Linked DNA regions of Homo sapiens: region 2 is linked to region 1. A link is an interaction called in ENCODE POLR2A ChIA-PET data of the cell type or tissue named here. Cell type or tissue: B cell. All regions are shown on one strand. Each heading gives the region's core, and the rest is flanking DNA. Links, peaks and the distances in the headings are about the cores only.

Region 1 (2,897 bases), core at 368-2,867:
CGCCGGGAACAGCATGGGCGCTGCAGAAGTGTGGCCTATCACATGTCACTAGTGGCGTGGAATTCCCTCAGGGTTGGCTTCCCCTGGGGACCCCAGCAGCCCCTCATCCCTCAGCCCTGCCCCCTGTTGCTCCCATGGGAGTAAGAACAAAATCTGAAGTTTGTTATTAAATCGGTTCCATTTTTATTGGATTTGAACCAAATACAGCAGGATGAGGGGTGGGGGTGCTGAGGGGTCTTAGTTCATGTTGGGATGGGGTGGGGGGCTCAGGGGGCTGGGAAATCCTAATATACGGATGCTCTGTGAACCCTAACCTGGCCGAGAATGCACCCCCTCCTGTCTTTGATAGGCTAAAGGCACTTGGATATCAATTCTGGGGGGCCCTTGGGGTTGTCATGGTAAGCAGAGTCAGACAGGTGCTAAGAAAAAAATTGGTTCTGCCCAATTCAGGGGTGGCGGTTGGGGTTGCACGAACTTCAGCCCTCACTCATGTCGAGCCCCCTGGGCCATCTGTACATCGTGGTGCTGGCCTGGGCCCTCCCGGCCACAGCTCAGGGAGAACGGGCTGTTGTCTCCTTCCAGCTCCTTCTGAAACTTTTGCTCAAAGCCTTCAGGGCTGAGCCAGCTTTCTCTCTGTTTCTCTCTGGCTGATCGATCTCAGAGCAGTCTTCAGGGATCCAGGATCCAAGTCAAGCCATCAAGCTCATCTGCAGGCCTGGCCTCTGAATACAGGGTAATAGGTTTGACCCTCAGACCCATTTTACAGATGAGGACACTGATGGTCTAGGTGGTCTTCAGTCACCAGCTGAGATCACATAGCCGGGCAGGAGCAGAGCTGCTTTTGAGCCCTTCCCGCAAAGTCCTGGAGGGTCTGTCCTAACCTCTTGGTTGGCAGCCAAGCCCCTTTCTGGCTGAGGTTTTGGCCCAACAGTGGTTCCTGTCCCTGCCCCCAGCAATGTCCTAACTGTCCTCTGGAGGATGTGGAGGGGAGGGGCAAGAACTGGCTGTGAGGAGGCCAGGTCACAGATGGTCCCTGTGGTCCCGGTCTGGTGCCTGAATCCTTCTGCAAAACCTCAGCTCCTGCTTGTTTGCCCCCCGTGACAGGATGCCCACCATCTGCAGAGCAACCGGGCGGTGACCTCAGGGAAGCTCTTCCTTGACCAGAGCTGCAGTCGGCCTGTGACCCCAGCTTTGGTCCTGGATCTGCCCCACCTCTGCAGGTGCAGAGACCCAGCTTCCTCCATCACCTTCTCCCGAGGACCCGGGTCCAGGCCTCCCTGCAGGGTGAAGCCCTTGTTCCGGCCTTGTTCTTGTCACTACACTGCACCGCACGTAGCCGGGATCCCCGGGAACCCCCTGTGCTCTTTGGTCTCGTTCCCCACCTGAGCCACGGGTCAGCAGGGCCGGCCATGATGGGGCCACGCTCAGGGCTTGTCTGAGGCCGGCTCAGAGGTCATGTGTACCTAGGGGCAAAAGTCCCTCCAGTAGACCCATTTGGAAGGACACTCAGCACCCCAGAAGCCATGGTTCTGGGCCGGGGCAGGGTGGCCACCTCTCCCTTGTGGGGTGGCCCTCTCTTGCCTGCTGTTCTGGGAAGCACGTGGCAGCGGAGGGAGGCGGAGGGCTGGGGTGATGGCTCCTTCTTGTGGACAGCCCTGCTGGGCTGTGGGGAGGACGGAGGACAGGGCGTGTGGACCCCTGACTGTGACCACCGTGTGTGCTGGGTCCTCAGCAAGACCTGAGCCCAGGCCCCGAGGTCGGCTGGGAGATGCTCAGCTGAGCAGGCGCTGGGGTGGGCTCTGTGTCCCAGGTGTGAGCTGTGTCTCAGTTATGCGTTGTGCCTGTCCCAGGTGTGAACTGAGCATGTCCCTGGTGTGAGCTGTGCTCTCACGAGAGCCCTGCCTGCCTCTGTGGTCAGCTCTGGTGCCCAGGGCTTGGTTTTAGTGTCAGCTGGGTGTGAGGGTGTGTGTCTCGGGTGTGAGCTGTGTGTGTCCCAGATGTGAGTTCTGTGTTCTGGGTGTGAGCTGTGTGTTCCAGTGTGAGCTGAGTGTGTCCTGGGTGTGAGCTGTATCCCGGGTGTGAGCTGTGTGTTCCACTGTGAGCTGTCCTTGTATCAGGTGTGAGCTGAGTGTGTCCTGCGTATGAGCTGTGTGTCCCGGGTGTGAGCTCTGTGTTCCGGGTGTGAGCTGTGTGTCCCGGGTGTGAGCTGTGTTTCCCGGGTGTAAGCTGTGTGTCCCGGGTGTGAGCTGTGTGTTCTGGGTGTGAGCTGTGTGTGTCCTGGGTGTGAGCTGTGTGTCCCGGGTGTGAGTTGCGCCTGTCCCGGGTGTGAGCTTTGCTCTCACGAGAGCCCTGCCTGCCCCCTGCGGTCAGCTCTGGTGCCCCGGGTCTGGTTTTAGTGTCGGCTGGGTGTGAGGTGTGTTGCACCTGTGTGATTGGGTTCCAGGTGTGAGTGTGTCTCTGGGTGTGAGGTGTAGGACGGCCAGGTGTGAGCAATGCAGACTTTCTGCGCACCCTCCCCTTGGGGCTGTGGGGCCCTTTGTGGGACCCGGGTGTCCACCGTCTCCCCGATGCGATCTGTGTACAAAGGGCTGGGGGAGCGGAAGCCCAGGGCTTGGGGGCAGCAGTCTTGTGCCTCCTGGGTGTGAATTGCGGGCCCTGAGGATCCTGGGGTCTCTGAGCGCCCCCAGCCACCCCGGGTTGGTAGACGGGAGCCCATCCCCCCATCCTTGCAGCCCGCACCCCCACCCCCCAGCTCAGCCACCATAGCAGGGACAGGAAGACGGGTTGAAATCTTTAGAAAACGCTTGAGAAACTGCAAAAAAGACGCATGCTGATGAAAAACAGTCCTGCGGTTGGGCGTCTACAAAAAAAGGGGAAGTTCTGCCTGGGGAGCGCCG
Region 2 (2,897 bases), core at 110-2,609, 270 kb after region 1:
CGGCTCACTGCAACCTCTGCCTCCTGGGTACAAGCGACTCTCCTGCCTCAGCCTCTCAAGTAGCTGGGACTACAGGCACGGGCCACCAGGCCTGGGTAATTTTTTGTGTTTTTAGTAGAGAGGGGGTTTCACCGTGTTAGCCAGGATGGCCTTGATCTCCTGACCTCGTGATCCGCCCACCTCGGCCTCCGAAAGTGCTGGGATTACAGGCGTGAGCCACCGCGCCCGGCCTCTCAGGCTTACTTTTAGGTGGCTGGAAATACTGCTTTTCATGTGCACACTGTATTATTTTCATCATCCTTGCCACAGATGGGCACCGTGTTTTTTTGTTTTTGTTTTTGTTTTTTTTTTGAGATAGGGTCTGTTACCCAGGCTGGAGTGCAATGGCGTGATCACAGCTCACTGCAGCCTCAACCTCCTGGGCTCAAGCGATCCTCCCTCCTCAGCCTCCTGAGTAGCTGAGACTACAGCCACATGCCACCACACCCAGCTAATTTTTATTCCTGTAGAGATGGGGTTTTGCCATGTTGCCCAGGCTGGTCTCAAACTCCTGGGCCCAAGCGATCCTCCCACCTTGGCCTCCTAAAGTGCTGGATGACAGGTGTGTGCCACTGCACCCGGCCAGCAAAAATGGGTTTAAAGGCAGATGATCAAACCATGTTGTAGAACCTCAATTTTTAAAAATAAGAGAGTGTGTGTAGATGTCTGGGGAAAGGATAAAGTGCTGGGATTGTGGATGATTTTCCTCTCCTTATGTGATTCTCAGATTCTGTAAAATGAAGTTATATAACTTTCTTTCCTCTTCTTTCTTTCTTTCTCTTTTCTTTCTTCCTTCCTTTCCTTCTCTTTCTTTCTTTTTTCTTTCTTTCTTCTCTCTCTTTCCTTTTTATTTATTTATTATTTTTTTTGGGACAGGTGTCATTTTGTCACCCAGGATGGAGTGCAATGGCGCGATCTCTGCTCACTGCAACCTCTGCCTCCTGGGCTCAAGCAATTCTCCTGCCTCAGACTCCCAAGTAGCTGGCATTACAGGCATGCACCACCACTCTTGGCTAATTTTTGTATTTTCAGTAGAGACGGGGTTTCACCAACATGGCCAGGCTGGTCTCAAACTCCTGACCTCATGTGATCCACCCACCTTGGCCCCCCCAAAGTGCTGGGATTATAAGCGTGAGCCATCGCGCCCAGCCAGTTATATTCCTTTCATAGTCACAAAGAATATATATATATACACACACACACATATATATACATATACATATATATCCACAGTTGATTAGATTCTCATTATTTGTGGTAGTTCTGTTCTGTGAAGTCACCACAAAAACTGAGTTTGCGAACACAAATCATTACTCCTAGAGAACATTTTTGTAGGGGTAGTTTCCTTTGAGTTTCAGGAAACTTTCCTTTATCTGATCAATACATGACCTGTTCTGTGTGTCTTTTTTTTTTTTTTTTTGGAGACAGGGTCTCGCTCTGTTGCCCAGGCTGGAGTGCAATGGTGCAATCTCAGCTCACTGCAGCCTCAGTCTCCTGGGCTCAAGTGATTCTACTGCCTTGGCCTCCAGAGTAGCTGGGATTACAGGCACCCACCACCATGTCCGGCTAATTTTTTTTTCTCTCAAGATGGAGTTTGGCTCTTGTTGCCCAGGCTGGAGTACAATGGTGGATGTCGGCTCACTGCAACCTCCGCCTCCTGGGTTCAAGCGATTCTCCTGCCTCAGCCTCCCGAGTAGCTGGGATTACAGGCATGCACCGCCATGCCCAGCTAATTTTGCATTTTTAGTAGAGACAGGGTTTCTCCATGTTGGTCAGACTGGTCTCGATCTCTTGACCTCGTGATCCGCCTGCCTCAGCCTCCCAAAGTGCTGGGATTACAGGCGTGAGCCACCGTGCCTGGCTCAAAGGTGTCTTCTTGAATGCCTATCGATGATGTGAGTGTTGAATAGGGCAGCTGCTCTCTCAGTCCTGCCTGAGCAAAGCTTTTCTCACCTACCAGTTCCTCCACGAGGCCCTGAGGGACACGAGAAGGGGCCTCAGCACGATGCCTGGGGCCACTGCAAACAGCAAAATCACCAAAAAGAGCACAAAAACGCAAACCCCGAGGCTCTCGCTAGACAGTAATGAGGGCGTGGTCCACCTAGGAGGGGAAACGGGGAGGCGGAGCGTGGCCTGGGCTCAGGGAACGCACGTCCATGACTCTAATTTCTTGTCTCTCTCTGCGTGTCCAAGGATAAGAGGGAAAGTACCCCAGGCATTGATTTGGGGTTCACAAATACACACCAAGCCGGCGAATTCGCAAATACGGACTCCGTGAATGACAAAGGGGACTACAGTACAAACCCAGCCTGTCCCTCGCGCCCCTAGTGTGCTGAGGGCCTGGCCGTGGCAGGAAGGAAGGGACCGCCTCAGACCCCACATCACCCCATCCCCCAGGTCTGTCTCCCACCGGCCCCCAGGGTCGATTCTCAGGAGAGGAGGTCCGACCTGCTTTAGGGGGCCCAAGCAGGACCCCTTACCTCCACATCTTATTTCTGTGTCCCACCCAGCCCTTCCCTTGAGGCAGTGATTCTCACCTGGGAGTGGCCCTGCTCCCAGGGGACCCTGGGCGGTGGCTGGGGACATTGTGGTTATCCAGACTTGGGGGTGCTCCTGGCATGGGGTAGGCGGACGCTGCGGTGCCCAGGACGGCCCTGCTCCAGAGAAGGATCCAGCCCCGATGTCCACAGGGCCTGGGGGGACCCTGAATTCATTATTTGGAAAAAAGCTGGGCGCGGTGGCTCACGCCTGTCATCCCAGCACTTTGGGAGGCCGAGGTGGGTGGATCACTTGATGTCAGGAGTTCGAGACCAGCCTGACCAACATGGGTAGACCCCGTCTCTACTAAAAATACAAAA

The links. ChIA-PET counts read pairs that join two places held together with the same protein. Peaks named below come from ENCODE experiments on the same cell type or tissue, not always from the same donor. Only the 100,000 strongest peaks of a DNase experiment are listed, where the experiment ranks them.
Region 2: POLR2A ChIA-PET joins it to region 1 with 10 read pairs; 3 of 35 experiments call an interaction of 5 or more read pairs at or near these places.

Annotation. Positions count from the first base shown.
Region 1 is chr19:2,287,005-2,289,901 of GRCh38, forward strand. LINGO3 (leucine rich repeat and Ig domain containing 3) reads right to left here. Exons shown (of 2, transcript NM_001101391.3): 2 at 160-2,897. Among named protein-coding and RNA genes, the nearest start is that of PEAK3, 6.3 kb to the left of the region's middle. In B cell, for the core only: no CTCF peak of the experiment used is centred there; DNase peaks (open chromatin) are centred at 547, 1,013, 1,897 and 2,227; H3K4me3 peaks cover 765 bases; H3K27ac peaks cover 1,131 bases.
Region 2 is chr19:2,557,910-2,560,806 of GRCh38, forward strand. The region is part of intron 2 of GNG7 (G protein subunit gamma 7); the gene reads right to left. Among named protein-coding and RNA genes, the nearest start is that of MIR7850, 71 kb to the right of the region's middle. RefSeq lists an enhancer at 1,807-2,307. In B cell, for the core only: no CTCF peak of the experiment used is centred there; no DNase peak of the experiment used is centred there.